2 separate regions of the Homo sapiens genome follow, and region 1 is linked to region 2. Evidence: chromatin loops called from intact Hi-C (ENCODE). Cell type or tissue: ascending aorta. All regions are shown on one strand. Each heading gives the region's core, and the rest is flanking DNA. Links, peaks and the distances in the headings are about the cores only. Region 1 has its middle 20 kb from the start of LINC00924. Region 2 has its middle 61 kb from the start of LETR1.

Region 1 (8,344 bases), core at 189-8,188, 150 kb before region 2:
TGTAAAGGGGATCATTCAACCAGGCAGCAACTCGGTGGCTGCCTGTGATATTTATAAGTGAGACAGAGGTATGTGGAGAGTTCAGTCACACACAGAAAGGAACAGCATTTTTCTCCCTTCAGTATTTAAGGCTTAGCCACTCTGGAGAACACAAAGACCTAATGATGAAATTCTTTTGGTTCCAGTCTCCTCAGATGGGATCTGAAAACGTTTTCCTCCAGTTTGTAAATATACACTGCTCAATTTCACAACACATCTAAGAAATGGAAACCATATAGTTCTTATTATTTTAAAGGTTTCCAACATAAATAAGTGTTCCTTGGTTTATGTAATTTTTACATATTTGATAGTAGATAAATTACTGCTAGTAAGTACATGGATGAATGAATGAATGAATTAATGAAGCAAGTCCACATAATCTTGGAGACCCTTATTTCTGGCTACATTTACAGCAACCTGGCCCATTCACCTTGTCCCTCTGTACACTTCAGCCTCCTGGCATTCACTGGGATCCTTACTTTTCCACTCCAGGTCCTTTGCACATTCTTCACTTTCTACCAGGAATGTTCTCTCTTGGCCTCTTTCCCTGAAGAGCTCAAACTCATCCTTCAGGCCTTAGTTCTAATTGTGCACCCCCAGAGAAATCTTCTCTTCAACCTATACGAGTTATCATTTGTAATCTCCTATTCTACCCTTTCCTTTTGCTTCGAGGAACTTATCACATTGCATCATTATCATTCATTTGTGAGATTACTGGCTCAGTACTTGTTGCCTAAACTAAGTTTAAGCAAGAGGACAGGCCCTCTGGTTCTTGTTTAGTTCCATCTGCACCCCTAGAATACAGCACAGTCCTGGCACATAATAAACTCTCGAAAGACACCTGTTAAAGAAATGCATGATGAATGAAGGATGACTCTTTTAGAAATTTAGGTTATTACATTCCTCACCCTAAGCTGGGTGCACCATGCTCTCCAATACATTAATTTTTTTTTCTTTCTCTCTCCTATGAAAATGCTTGAGAATACTCTCAACAGATGATTTGAATACTCCCTTGGGGTCAACGAAAGAAAGAATAAAAAGAGAGGTTTTAGTACATGGCTTAAGCCTGAAAGACAAGAAGGAAAAATAAAACTTTATCAATTCATTCATTGGATACTCATTTTAGTTACTGACCACCTACTATGTACAAAGGGTTGTTATAGGTACTGGGGATAACAGAGAACAAAATGAAATTTGTCTCTTCCCTGGTGGAAATAATCAATGGGTGCTGCTGAGTGCAGATTCTGAATTAATTTATTTCCTCAGGACCTGTGGTTTTCTCCTGGTCCTCCCAATTGCATTTTTAATTGGAAATGCATCCCCTAAAATTGAGAAAACTGTGATCTTGGGCTGGTCAGACTGAAACTAAGACAGTGATACTCATGTAGACAACTCAAACATCAGTGCTGGAGGGGAGTCGAAAGATCATTTTATTCCACCGCCTCACAGGAGAACTGAGGACCTTGTTTCCTAATGCTATTTCATCCACATGAGCTGCAAAAGAACTTCAGCTTATTAAGAACAACTACTGATAGGAATCTTGACGTTTCTTATAATGTCCTGGAGAATATATCATGTTATAATTTATAGTTTTTCGCATTAAATCAAATCATTGTAATTATTACTTCTCAGAGTGAATAAGTAGATCTGTAATGTATATGATTATTTGCAGAATGAATTTCAAACATGTAATTCTTATACGTTCTAATCAGAAGCATTTAGGATTCAATTTGTGAGTCTTTTTTTGTGACCTCATAAGACCCAGAACTCTCTTGCTGACCTTTGTTATAGAAAGAAAAAAGTCATGGGATTTGGTCTTGGACAGTTCTGGCATCAAATCTCTATTCCACTATTTTGTATTTCGTGACTCACAGATAATTCTACCGACACAGTGATGGGAAGGACACAGTATGGATAAGAGCATAGATTTTGGAATCAGATTTCTAGATTCTAGGCTTGCTCTACCACTTTTTACCTTTGTCATCATTCAAGTTGTTCAACAGCTCTGAGTTCTAACTTCCTCATCTGACAAAGGTGGTGATAATGATGTCTTCTCACAAGGTCATTAACACATGACATTTTAAAGCACTTAGAACACAGCCTGGAAAACCGTCAATATTCAATAAATGGTAGACCTGTAACTACCAGTCAGGGTTCTCGATTTCAAGTAACAGAAATTGATGTTAGTTAACTCTAGTGGAAAGGAGCTTACTGAAAAGGCATTTATTTGTCACAGATACAAGGGGAAGGGTGTCAAACTTGAGCTCAGAAAGGAACAAAAGAAGCCAGGCACAGCCAAGACACTGTCAGGGAAAGGGCCCCCTAGGGATTACCTCTACCAGTGGTGTCCTCAGAATACAGGATTTATGCCTCGGAGCTCTGAACACCTCACTCAGCAGCAGCTTCCCCCAATCATCTCTAACCATGTCAGCCAGCTGCCTGTCCTAAGATGTTTGGCATTTCCAGGCAGGAGTGTCTTTCTGGAGGGGCTTCAGTCACATGGCACATTCCAAGTGACAGGGACCTACAGCCATCTTTTATGAGCCACTCTCCCCCTCTCCCATAGTGGTGGTATTATCATTCTTCCATTTTGAAAATGGGAAAGCTGAGGCATAGAGAGATGATGTAGCTTGCTCAGCTATCAAATGGCAGAGCAGCCCATCAATAATTCAAATGCAGGACTAAGAACTCCAATACCATATTCTTTCCACTGCACTGTGCCCCCAAAGTTGTGATCTATGCTTTACATTTGATATTTTACTTACTTTCGTATTTGTCATGAGGCTAAGTATCCTCATTCAATGTAAGCAAATTAAATTGCAGCCTATTCAGCTTTCTCCCTAGGGCCATCCCCCAACCACAGACTAATCTGGATTTATATAGTTTTGCCTGTGGCCAATGCGTTTTTGAAGGGAAAGGAGTTTGGATATAGATGCAAATAAATAGATGTACAGATAGCCATTCATTTATTATAAATTGTAAGAGGAAGTCGGTGTGATCACTTCCTTCTCATTGGATAAGTGAGGTTCTAAAAATAGGTTTTCAACATTTGGAGAAAGTTTATTTGCCTGAATATGAGTACTAACATCTCTTCCCTCCCTAGAAAACAATTTTTAAGTTGGGCCCCTGCGAGTCAGCAAATTTCCATCTGGGGTCCATCTCTGTCACAATTACATCTTTTTATTCCAGAACAATTAGGATTGAGTGTAAAAACTGCACAATTAATAAGCAAAGATTTTGAATGACACAGAGTAGTAGAATGTTCTATTTTTGTATATTCCCGGAATCACAGATTTCATTTTGTGCTGAGCCTTATTTGTCTACAAAATCCAAAGCTCTGGAAAAACATACCTAAGGAGAGCAACTTCTCAGATTCTTGGCACTGTGAGACTACAAAAGCTCGGCATGTATGTGGTTGTTAGACCCCACGGAACGTGAAAAAGTAAGAGAGAATAAAACCTCCAATTTATGTAAAGTTTTAAATTAGACATCTCCTTTAGTTGTAAGATATATAACACAGCCAAAGCCTTAGAATATCTTGTTTTGTTGTTGAGTGTTGGTTCATGTTAGCCCTTTTAAATAGATAATTTATCTGTCCCCCCAGAAGCCTGGAGAGAGTATCATTTTCACTGTTTTATTTGAAAGGAAACTGGAAATCAGAAAAATTGAGTAGTAAATTCAATTCTAATGCTTATGTGGCCCAGTCTGGATTTGAATTTGTCTCTCTGATTCCAAGGTCTACGTGTCCATGTACACCATGCACACATGTACATACGGAGAAATAACAGGGCCATCTAGAATTCAAAGATGTTATCTCTCCCTACAAATTTGTGCAGTAGGGTAAGATCGAAGGAAATGAAAAAAAGAAAAGGGGAAGGATCAGATATTAATGGCAAATTAGTAAGAGGTTGGGGAAGGGAGGAATTGGGAGAAAACGACATTCCGTTGAATAGTGTATGTGAAGCTTATCACTCAGGGAATTTTCTCAATGTGAACATTTTAAACTATTTCTACACAGCCAGTGTTGCTTGTCAGCAGAGATATGAAAGGGATAAATATAACCCTTGGGGTTTCACAGCTTTGTACTTTGAAGAAATCAGCAATCCTTCTTCAGTTATCAAAACCCAGCATTTCTCATAGTGATGGATGCAGTATCCTTTGGAATTACTCAAGTGGAGGTAGCAAATGCTGGAATAAATTGGGGGTTTTTCAAAACTGAAAGCACAATTTCATGTGGTCCAACTCTTGCCCCTTATTTATCAGAGTACCTTCATCAGCACATTCACCTTGAATCACTTACCTTATTCTTCCCTCAGGTTGGCTGTATGCCCTCATTGGGTTGTTCTCTGTTGGAAGGGGCAGTTTCTAAACACACTCTTGTTGCGACTTCTACCCATTCATACTAGACATGATGTCCAGGCTACAGTAATGTTCTTCACTGATGGCTCTTCCAACTGTTCAGAACAACTTTCAGCATGAGTTGTTTTCTTAGCTCTCTATCTCTCCAGTACCAAAACCAGTTGATCTCCCACTCTTACAGGTTCAGTAATGTTCCCACTAGTAGACCAAGCATACCCCTGCTTCCTGGGACTATAAGATGTCCTAGGTTGGTGGCTGATATTATTTCAGCATTGATGTCAGTATCTCTCTGACCTTTTGTCTTACCTCCAAACATAGGAAAGAAAGGGTGGTGGTGGGCAAGACCTATGACACAGAAGAGGATTACAGATCATGTAGATTCCTATTCTTCAGCCAAGATTATTTCTGCCTGAAGGATGTTGTGGTCATTTGCTCTTGTTCTTGCCCTACTTAGAATATTGTTCCCCTAATACTTGGATGCCTCGGTCCGTCTTATCTCTTGGGTCCTAGGTCAAATATGACTTCCATAGAGAGGCACTTCCTGATCATCAAATTGAAAGTAGCCTCTGGCTCTCCAGGTCTACTCATCAATACCACCCTTCTTTATGTTCTTAGGGGTCTCATCACAATTTAGAATCATATTGTTTATTTGCTTTGTCTCCATCTCACTATAGATAAGCTTCCTGAGAAGAATAAATGTAATAAATGTATCTGTTTTTCAATGTTGAAGTATATTCAATTTGTTGAATAAGTAATATTGAATTAGTTCCCTAAATGGTTCTTGTGACCTTTCTTGTTTTTATATCTATTTTCTCACACATGAAAAATAAACATGATTATTATGTAATCACAGAATACATGGAACCATGACTTAGGGTCACAATTTTGAATAGCTGGTGTTGTATTATTTTGCAAATGTCATGATGTTAAAATGATAGCATTGGGCGGTACCTTCCCTAACAAAAAGTCATGGGTCTTGTTCTTTTATTACATTTTCCTACAGAATTACCTCACTTCTTTCTCAGTTGATTGACATGATGATTTTATTTATTCTTGACGTTCCTTTAAGAGGTTAACCTTGAGATAAGAGGGATCCTGTTTGCTGTTGCCCCCTACTTCTGTGCTTAGTGTGGGGCCTGGAATCTCTCCATATACTTCCGCATGCATGAGTGGATGTTGAAGAGAAGAACCCTAACATTTAGCCCATACCCTACTCCCAACTGGGTTTCTATCTTCAGCCAGGGCCCTTGCCTCAGTATTCTGTATCCTCATTTCATCCAAACCAGGCATTGATTGACCTTCTACCATGAACTTTGGAGAAGCCCTGTGCGTGGATGGATCTCCAGGACCTATAGCCCAAACGCCATGCTTTCGCCTGTACCTTCAGGAACTCTCCAGCCAGACTCTGGAAGATCACAAGCTCCATTCCCTTTCTTGGACATCCACATGTTGGCTGTTGCTGTGTCTCCCTAAAGCAGACAGCATGCCTGGTGAGGAGATTACTGCTGCTCTCTGCTGGACTCCATGCCACCAGCTCTTCTGCCTGATAAGATAATTCTGGACCGCAGTAGTTATGAGTAGTACTTCTTCTAAGGAAAGGCAATGTGAAGTTCCTGGCAAGTGCCAGCCACAGTGCTGTTCTGAAGAAATTCTCATTGGAACACCTTCAGTTACAAATTAAGAGATATAACTTTGTAATAGTGATACCTATAGATTGAGATAGGAAAATAAAACCATTTGAAATTCTCATCCCATTTTTTTTTAGACAGAGTTTCACTCTTGTTGCCCAGGCTGGAATGCAATGGCACGATGTTGGCTCACTGCAACCTCCACCTTCTGAGTTCAAGTGATTCTCCTGCCTCAGCCTCCCGAGTAGCTAGGATTACAGGCGTGTGTCACCACGCCTGGCTAATTTTTGTATTTTTTTTTAGTAAAGACAGGGTTTCACCATCTTGGCCAGGCTGGTCTCGAACACTTGACCTCATGATCCACCCACCTCGGCCTCCCAAAGTGCTGGCATTACAGGCATGAGCCACTGCACCCAGCCCTCTAAACTTTTTGATTGAGCCCCATCAGTAAGTGTTTTCTAAATATTACCTACATGTCTTTACTTGTAAGTTATATATAGGGATATTATAAAACATACCTAATATACATTTTAAAACTATGAAATCAAAATAAATTTTAAAAATTCGTCTAGCAAAATATCATCTTCCATGCTTCTGCACATGCCTTCCTCCGTAGCTCCACTTCTAGAGGGACAATCACACAGGAAGTTCAAGATGCATTTGTTCTGCTGCTCTTTGAAACCACTGTTTACACTTGTGTCACACTACAGTTCCTGATGTAGTGGAGAGGTGGTGACCCCAACCTATTTGTGGTGTGAGATTACAGAAGCATTTAGAGAAGCTGACAAGTTCAGGATACACAGCTTTAACACAGCAAAATGAAGTAAGTTTTGATGTTGTTTTTATTCAACAAATAGGGGGCAAACAAAATCTGGCTGAAAAAAAAAACAGAGTGAAAATGTGTGTCTTCATGATCTGTGAGACAGTTATCTGAAAGATTGCAGAAAACCATGGGGATATATACACATATAGGGCATGGCTTCCTGGTCATGAATAAGCAAGGCACGTTTCATTGGCAGCATGTGTTCAATAAAACCTTTGTGCACAGGCCAAAATTCAGCCTGCCAGTGATTTGCATGGATTGTGTCAGCCAATGTTATTAGCTAATTGTGTAGTTAACCTAGTGCAAGAATTTTATTGCAACAGTATATTTGGTACTTATATATCAGGAAGTTTTTGATACTCAGCCCCGCAAGCCTTTTGAACAGAGGAACTGGGTTTTTAAAAGCGTGTTTACAGTTAACTGGAATTATCACTGCCCTGTAAATTCAGTGTGGGGGAGCAGTCCATCAGCTTCGTTTTTAATTAGTTGTGGCAATTAGTTGGTATTTCCTTTTTTCTCCCAGGAAGAAATCATGAACAAAGATCCAATCTTTCATTCCAGTTCAGAAATGTGTCATTTTGCTCTTTGACCAAAATGCCTCCCAGCTGCCCTCTCCTGTCCTAAGCTCAAACAGATCTCAAACGGTTATGTTCAGTGATAGGAAGACATTCCTAGTCTGACATTCTGGTATTGGTGTTAGGCTAAATGCTCAGGATGGCATGAAATAGCCACTGAGAAATGAAAATGCCCCAGTGACAACACAAAGAAATATTCTATTATCTGAGGTAGCAACTGCAAAGGAATAAAATACTAGATCCACAAAATGTGTGCTTCATCAGGCTGCATGTGTTTGCCATTGCCCTCTGTGGTATGATCACAAAGGCAGGATTTCATTTCCCCCTAAATACTGTGCATATGATAATGGCTTTCAAAATTTCACAGCACGAGCCTATGATGGTCCAAGGCCAATAAGTTACTGTTGATAATTCAAGAGAGCTTGAGTTTAGCAAAAGTGACTAAAGAATTTTGAGTTGTACATAGCTCAGATGAGGCCACAAGTTTGACTGTGGCCTTCTACTATCTATATTTGTCCCACAAGACTGCAAAACTGAACCAGCTATTTTTTTAACAATTCAACTTTAGAAGGATATTTTCTGGTCAGACTTGACGTTCAAGGTGGTTCTGAAGCAGAATATATTTATGGAAATTGGTAAGTCATAACATTTTTGGCCTTCCTGCCATCTCAGGGTAAGGTTAAATAAATGCATTTGTTTTTCCCTCCTCAAGATGTATATTTAAAATCATGTAGAATATTTGTGGTCTATTTGAGAAAAATAAGCAATACCAGAACCTTATTTTGCCTAAGAAACAAAAGAAAAAAGAAAAGAAAAAATCCTATCATCAAGTAAGCTTAGAACTTAGCCAGGACAATTAGAAACTGACTTAGAAATATGTGAATCATTTCAACATCGCTTAAACATATAGAGGCGCTGAA
Region 2 (8,344 bases), core at 22-8,021:
CCTCCCTGCTTTGGAAAATCCTATTGTTTATTGTCCCCATCTTTGTGTCCTTGCATACCCAAAGTTTAGCTACTACTTATAAAAGTGACAACATGTGATATTGTTTTTTTCTGTTTCTGTGTTCTTGGGCTTAGGATAATGTTCAGCCTCTTTCCTTATAGAGAATTACCTGGGAAAGAAGAGGGCAGGTTAGTACTACCTTACCCTATTGGCGAAAGACCACAAAGTCATCTTGGAAACTCTGAAACCAAGAAAGCTCCATTCGCACAGAAGCAAATCTTGGCAATGTCACGGTTGCCATTGGATGTTTTTGTTGTTGTTTTAATTCAACATTGACAGCCAGGGAGCTCTGTCTACCTCTGCTTCCTGTTTATGATCCTCTATCCTTGTCTCTAAACGGTCTCTCTGTCCTAGGCCAGGGTTGCTGAGATTCAGCTGAACATCACAAGCAGCTGATAAAATCCAATGATCTCTTTACTGAGTGTTAGAAAGTGTATAAGATGTAAATTTATTTAATCACTAGGCACTTAGGCTTCAGAACGTTTAAAAGAACCCAATCACAAGAATTCTGACCTTCAGTTTGAGGGGAGAAAAAAAGCTGAAAGAGATCACATGACCAATTCACTGGTGATAAAACATCCACTGCCAGGTAAAAGGCGGCTGATGTTCAGATCTTATCTCTGGGAACTTCATATATTTATGAGTGTTTATTTCATTAGGCCATTACCAGGGACAGAAAAAGGGCACTTTTTATGGGTTGAAAAATTCCCACAAGAGTCACAAACTCAGAAATTAGAGATGGAAAAACCATGTTCTGTTAGACCGAGCCAGTTTCCTTTGGCTTGGTCTCCCTGCCCCATCCCCACACCCCCACCGAGTTTTATCCAAACTAGTCTGACTCAGGCAGTGGGACATCTCCCTCTTCCCTTGAGGTGCTATTTCCCAGATCAAATATTTTTCTAATATACAATCTAAATTATTGTCTCATGAATTCATCCTAAAATCATGAGATCTAAAATGCCTTAAGCAATATTCATTTTTTAAAACGGGAAAATCGTAAGCCTAGGTTTTCAAAGAGCAAAAATGCCACCTTCAAGCATAACAGTTAACTAAGAAGTAAAATCAAGACATATTTCCCTCTTCTGAAGTCCACCCATAAGAAGCAATGGAGATCCTACTTAGATTGTGTTATAGTGATAAAAATTCCACATACGAAAGGGGGTTAGGTAAACTTCTAATGGGCACTAAAACCCCCAAAGGAGACCCACTCTTTAAACTTCCATGATTGGACCATCTGGTGCTCTCAAGAGCATCTTAGTTTTGTTAAGCACCAACAGCTGCAAATGAAGTACAACCAGATCTATTTACACAGGATCCATACAGTAAAACCCTGCAGACAGACGTGATGCCCTTCCTCAGCGGTCCATAAGAAATCTTGTCACATACAAATTCACTTTCTTTGGTATTCCCTGCCCATTTCGGATATGATTCTATAACCACATTATGATTTTTGATAATTAAAATAGTAATGCTTCACCAAAAGAATAAAAAGTAAAACCAATTGGAAAAGTTTCAAACAGGGAACAAACAAGGACTGTTGCTTCAGATAGCTCGATCATGGCAATTTAAAAAGTGGCATCTCACAGCCAGGCGCAGTGGCTCATGCCTGTAATCCCAGCACTTTGGAAGGCAGGAGGATTGCTTGAGGCAATTGCAGAGACTGCAGAGACCAGACTGGGTGACACAGTGAGACAGAAAGATTTTAAAAATTAGCCAGATGTGGTGGCATGCACCTGTAGTCCCAGCTACGTGGGAGGCTCAGGCGAGAGATTCACTTGAGCCTGGGAGGTGGAAGGCTGCAGTGAGCTGAGATCACACCACTGCACTCCAGCCTGGGCAACAGAGTGAGACTCTGAAAACAACAAACAAACAAAAAAAAAAAAAACAAACAAAAAAAACCCTCCAGAGTATTGATATAAAATTGTGGTCTGCCAAGAAGTCCACAAAAGGGCTGCTATAGAATTAACAAGGAGAGATAGAAGGAGGTCAATGCTTCAGACAGAGAAGTAAAAAAAAAAAAATTCTCTGGGGAAGTGATTTATACACTGAGATCCCGTGGCTGAGGAGGATCTAGCTAAGGGAGGCATGGAGGAAGAACATAGTGGCCACCATGTGCATACGAGGTCATGAGGTGGGAAGTGCGTGCAGAGACTTCTTGAGTAATTGCCAGAAGTTCTTGTGGCCATAGCCCAGGAAGAGAGGACCCAAGACTGGGGAATGATGGAGTGGCACATACATGTTGGGCTGGGCCTGGAGGACCGATGAGCTAGGGCCTGGCCATGGAGGGGAAAACACAGGACCTAAGGTAGATCTGCAGCTATATGGCTTCAACAGAGTGGTGTGTAAAATGCAGAAGCCAGGAAGACGTGGGGGTGGGGCCAGGTATGGTGTGTAGGGCATGGGGATGAGAAGAGTCAAGATGCCCTGTGTGGATCTGTTAATTCCAAATAGAAGTTGTGAGACCTCCAGGGCTCTCCACTTCCTCTCTCTGTCCTCCTTCCTCCCACATTTATTGAGCAATAGGGGATGGGAGACAAAAACTAACAGGATTCTGGTTAGGAAGATCACAGCCTCCTGGAGGTGGATGTGGAAACACAGAGGAGTAAATCAATAACCACAGCGTGGTGAAAGCTACGTAAAGGGACCCAGGGAGCAATGAGAGGACAGCTCCTCTCTCTGTCGCATAGACTGAAAGGGCTTATTGCAGTGAAAAGCTAGTTATAGAACTAAGTTAGTGATAGAAACTAAAGCTAGTTATAGAAACTAAGGGATATGGATCCTGTATCAGGTTGAGAAAAGGGGAAGGGAATTTAAAGCAGCTGGAAGTGTAACAGTGGAAAGACTTACAGTTGTGAGAGGAGAAAATCGACACAAGGCAAGTTAGGTAGCTCTGAGTGGCCAAGACACAGAGTGCCTTCAAGGAAGGGGTAGAGTAGTCAGGAGCCTTGAGGTCTATGCTTAGGCACTTGGTCTTAATCCTGCAACCCAAGGGTTACCACAAGGTGTGCATGAAGACAAACATCAGGCAGCAGGCAAGAGGAAGATATGGGGTGGTGAGAGGCAGGAGGCAACATCCATGAACCAGAGTCCAAACTCAAGATGCTAATCCCTGAGCTGTAAAGATGATTCCAGAATCTGTGATGTGAACTCCCAGGGATGGTGGGCTGTGGCCCATAGTAGCTCATTCTCACTAGAGGCCAATGATGGTTGGGACATACTGTCAGATCTTATAGCTATTTAAGGATGAGGGAGAAAATAACGAGGATGGTTGTTTTATTAGTCAACGCTAAGTCTTGGATTAAAACATACTTCGGACTCCTATTTTTACCGACTATGTTGCACACCCTGTTTTGGCACTTTGTGCTTTTTAAGATCCAAGATAAATAGACAAAACTCTCTTCAAACCTTTATCCCCAGATGAGACCTGCTAACAGAGTCCTAGATGGTAGAGGATGATAAATTTGCATTTTTCTAGTAGTCATGTTAACATTCTTCAAATATAAATATCACCACTTTTATAAGCTAAAATAAGCATTTATAGTTTCCTGAAGATTTTTGAATGTGCATCAGCAATTACATTTGAATTATAAAGTCAGCTGAGATGTGAGGCCAGACTGAATTCCAGAGCAGATCCAAGACAGCACATTCGAGTCAAGAGGCTGCAGCTGGCCAAGCCAGGAAGGAAAGGTTCTTTAAAAGGACAAATTGAGCAAGCTGTTGACAACGACCTTACGATTCAGTATTGTTCTGAGATTAGTTTAAAGAGAAAAAGAAAAGATTCCTCAAACCCCAAATCATTTATTAGTTTAGGATACGACTGATCCAGTTCCCAGCCCAGAAACAGAAGTTCAAATTCTGACGCCCTGGGACGTCTGCATGCAAGCAGAATTCAGTTCCAAGACCAGTGGATCCAAGGAAGGAGCGAGATGGATTCCATTTTTACTACAAATTTCAAGGGGGATTACTTCAAAAAGGAAAGAAAAAACATGCTGAGGCAAGAAAACTGAAATCAATACACCCAGGGTGACGGATTCAATTGAAATAAGAAGAAAGTTTATTGGTGTATCAACAACAAATTCCCTTGCTTTAAGATGATATTTTGAGGGAACATAAATCTTATGGACTACTGACGTATCCATAGAGCTACACTTGGGTTGCTTTATCCGGGAGAAATGATAGATTTGTCTCACCATGAGTGCTCACCTGGCTCCTCAAATGCCAATCACAGGCAAGACAGAGGCCAAGGAGAGCTTGTTAGTTTCTTAAACCTGTTCAGTTTCTACACAAGGGAAGAAAATAAAATAGTTGTGATGGAGATATATTTGGGGTTTTGTCATTATTATATAAACGAACTAAAAGTCTTCATGTTAATTTTTATTAATTCCCAAATCAACAGCAGAATATTTGGTATTTTGTTTTTAAACTTTGATTTGGAATTCTAAGCAACTGTAACAGTGACTCATCAATAAAAGCAAATATTGATTTGATCAACAAATGTTCTCAACTCTCCACTCAAAAACGATGTTAGTTTGTTTTAATAGGTAAAAACTATTTGCTTTTATGAAGAAATTACAGGTAGTAGATGACCTCACCTTTCAGCCACCCCACAGAAACAGCACATATGGGCCACAAAGTGATTTCAGTTCTTGTGACAGGAAGTCAGAGCTGACGTTAATGCATTTTTGTGCTGTGCCTTCACTAAGTTCCAAGCTAGTGGTCCTACCTTGTAGAGGCTGTCAAGCTCTGTTCAGAAATCAAGGCTTGCCTGTTACAGCAGTTTTATTTTATTTTTACAGCCTTTATTTTCAATGAAAGAGTTTTTTAAAGCACAGGATTAATTTAGAGGACGTGAAAACAGACATAGCTACCAGTCTTTCGTAAGCAGGCATACCCCTGCACAAGGCTTCCTGATAAGTACTTTGATTCCCACAAGATGGCCTTGCTCTTGTTAGAATTAAATTTGGAGGTAACTGGGGCAACATTTGGTGAAAGTCCTGTAAAATAGGTCACCTACCACACAGTGAAAGAGGAGAAGTGACTCAAAGGGTAGCTGGGAGCAAAGGCGTATCACCATTCCGAGAGAATAGGATTTAGTGATTGTTACACAAGGAAACTGTGTCCAAAGACCCTTTCAAAGGGCTTAAGAAAGAAGTCTTTGTTGGTGGGAGTGATTGAATCTACCTCTGCTACCTTCTTTTACACATCACAGTATCCCATGACACACCAAGCACACCGTTTAGGGAGGTGAACGTCATGCGATACAGCTTAATAAACACAAAGACGTAAGGTTGGTGTTCTGTTCCCAACTTCTGCCCTACTTGCTGTACCACACATTAAACATCGGAGCACTCTGTTCTGGGCTGGGCTTGGGCCCAGGCACACTTGAATGAATTAGGTACAGTATTAGGACCAGCTTCGAATCAGCTTCTGTTATTTTTGTTAAGCCAACCTCTGTGTTACCCCGTCCTTACTTTTATTACCTGATTTTACTGTTTCTCACAACACATCTGACCTCTGCAAAATGGATCCTTCCACATGCGCTTTAATCCTGTGTTCTGTCTTTTCATGAAATGTCATTTTGAAAATCTCCTTCACATTAGATTGCATACATATCTGTTTATCTGGGGTTATTTTGAAGAGTGTAATTTTTTTGAAACCGAATTTAGAAATATGTACACATTGAATAATAGATATTTCTTCAGATGAATATTATGTAGTTATGTTCCCATTTTCCAAGTTTCTTCTTGGTATTAAGGGCATACTTTAACCCTTTTAGGAGAGAAGTACAATTGTACATTATTCCAGTAATGCTTAATATTTAATATTTATGTAACCTCCTATGCTTTTTAAGTTGCTATTTTGTACAGTTTTGCTTCTTGTAGTCCCTTCACATAGATGCAACATGTAGCCTATTGTTTGGATTAGTTGTTCTTACTTGTCAGAATTATGAGTAGTATAATTGTTTTACTGATGAGACAACTCTGTAATAGAGAGGTGAATAACTTGTCCAAAATTAGGTGGCAAATTGGCTCATAACCAATTGAGATACGTTTAGAAGCTGACTGACTCCAATAAATACTAAAGCATTTGCTATTATGGATAGATCTCAAACTTAGTTCCAACAATACCGATAATAATAAATAATTATAATTATAATTGTTATTATTATATTAAAACCAAAGAGTTGTTATACAAATTTTCACAGAATGACCCTTGGTCACAGAATGTTTCAGCATGGACTAAGCTAAAAAGCAGTGAAGTGGTTCTCAACTAAGGGTGATTTTGCCCTCAGGGACATTTGGCACTGTCTGCAAATAGTTGCAATTTTCATAAATGGGGAAGGAGAAAGTTAGTACTGGCATCTGGTGGGTAGAGGTCAGGGATGCTGATAAACATCTTATCATGCACAGGACAGTCTCCCACAACAAGGGCTTATCTGGCCCTAAATATCAAGAGTGCTGAGGTTGACAGACCCTGCTGTGGTCTATATTTCAAAGGCATGTTTGTACACACAAAAAATAAAATAATAAAATAAAATATCAAAAATTGAAAAGTGAGATAGTCAGAAGAGTAAAGCATTGGTTGTTCTTTTGAAGTATTTTTCAAAAATTTGATAGCTACCTAACTGAAATCCAGGATGCCTCAGTTTAAGATGATTTAAAAGCAATTAACTCTTTACCATAGCTTGACAAGGGACACTTCCTGTGGGTCTATTATTAAGTGAAGATTCCAGAGCAAGGCTGACATAGGAAATACGTACCCAGTATCAGAAAATTCTGCTCTGATGATAAACTTCCTAAGAATGCAAGCTTTGTTTCTTCCTGATAATCTTTCATTTTTCTAAACTCTTTCTCTTGCCTTATACTGCAGATATGAATAAGCCTGGATAAGATTCAACAGAATTGAGCCACAGAAAACCACTTTTTAACCTCGAGGTTCATCATGAGAATCATTTCTAGGATTCATCCCTTTCCTTTGCAGATTGGAAATGCTTATAAGGATAAAAGATTAAAAGATAAGGGAAGGGCTTCATCCCCAAACCCTTTAAATGTTAGGATTCTCTCTCTCTGTCTCTCGTTTTACAGGGATACCAATGAAAGGCACTTATGGGCGACATTCAGACTTTTTATATTTTTACCACATTCCAGTAAAAGTCCCTCTCCAAAGAAATTTGGCCCAAGATGGAATGAAAGAATGAAAGACATTTTATTTTTTCTCCTAGATGTTGGCAATACTCCACTCCTACATGTCTGAGGTTGTTTTCATCTTGCAAAGGACTTTGATATTTGTGAATGTGGCTACAACGCTTAAAAAAAGAGCAGTGATAATGTACACTAACTATTCAGCTTTTACATTAATGCTTAACAAGAAAAAACAATTTTATCGTCCTTGATTATGGCTATAAAAATTAAGAAACCCAGAAGGAACGGGAAGATCTGTGTCCTTAAAAGCAAGCAGCTCCCATTTCACTGAGTTGTTATATCTAATTTATCCAGTGCACCCTGAAAATGAGACCCTCACCTTCTCTAACTTCCAGTCTATGCAGAGCCAGCTCTGACCGGGGCTGGTATATTTGTCCTGAGGTTCTGAGCCAGTCCTGAGGTTCTCACCCTTTTTGGTGTTGGCAATGAGTCTGCATCAGGAGGAGACTTATCTCCCTTTCTCTGCCTATTCTTTCCATCTCTATTCAAGATGAAATTTTAATAAATCAGATACATTCATATTAATTCAACATTCCTCTTGCTAGGTTTCTACAGAAGCTTATAATATTAATTGGGGTAGGGGCACATCATGCCGAATATTTGGAAGCTGAAACCGATAAAATGTGATGTTCTGGAATATAAACTGAATAGTAAGGAAATTATCTGGACTACTGAGTAAAACAATGAAGTTGGTTTAGGGGTGAGGAGTAAATAACGAAGTTGCTTATATTTTATTAAATCTGTATGTCCTTTGAAGTAGGTCTGGAATAACAAGTAAATACTTCTCTTTAGTTTAGTCGTTGGAATGTCGCTATTTCCTTTGAAAATTGAATGACAGACCCCAGAGAGGAAAACTGTCTGAGGAAGGCCATCTGGAAGGGCAGGAAAGAAGATCTTGGGAGAAGCTGTCAAAAACTCTCTGGATATTAGCTCCCTGTATGCAAGCCAATTTTCCCTCCCACGCTGTTCACATTGAGCTGCATGTTTACCCTCCCCTGCCCCATGCCCACCCCAGACCTTATAGAGGGGCCCGGAACCCAGGAGTCTCTTCGATGTGTGAAGAATTTAAATGTCTTGGTCAG

What was found. Peaks named below come from ENCODE experiments on the same cell type or tissue, not always from the same donor. Only the 100,000 strongest peaks of a DNase experiment are listed, where the experiment ranks them.
Region 1: a loop joins it to region 2, with 2.9 times the contacts of the local background. A loop is called at or near these places in 8 of 110 quality-filtered maps.

Annotation. Positions count from the first base shown.
Region 1 is chr15:95,408,524-95,416,867 of GRCh38, reverse strand. No RefSeq gene overlaps it. Among named protein-coding and RNA genes, the nearest start is that of LINC00924, 20 kb to the left of the region's middle. In ascending aorta, for the core only: no CTCF peak of the experiment used is centred there; no DNase peak of the experiment used is centred there; H3K27ac peaks cover 5,701 bases.
Region 2 is chr15:95,261,971-95,270,314 of GRCh38, reverse strand. No RefSeq gene overlaps it. Among named protein-coding and RNA genes, the nearest start is that of LETR1, 61 kb to the left of the region's middle. In ascending aorta, for the core only: no CTCF peak of the experiment used is centred there; DNase peaks (open chromatin) are centred at 3,234 and 3,734; H3K27ac peaks cover 7,217 bases.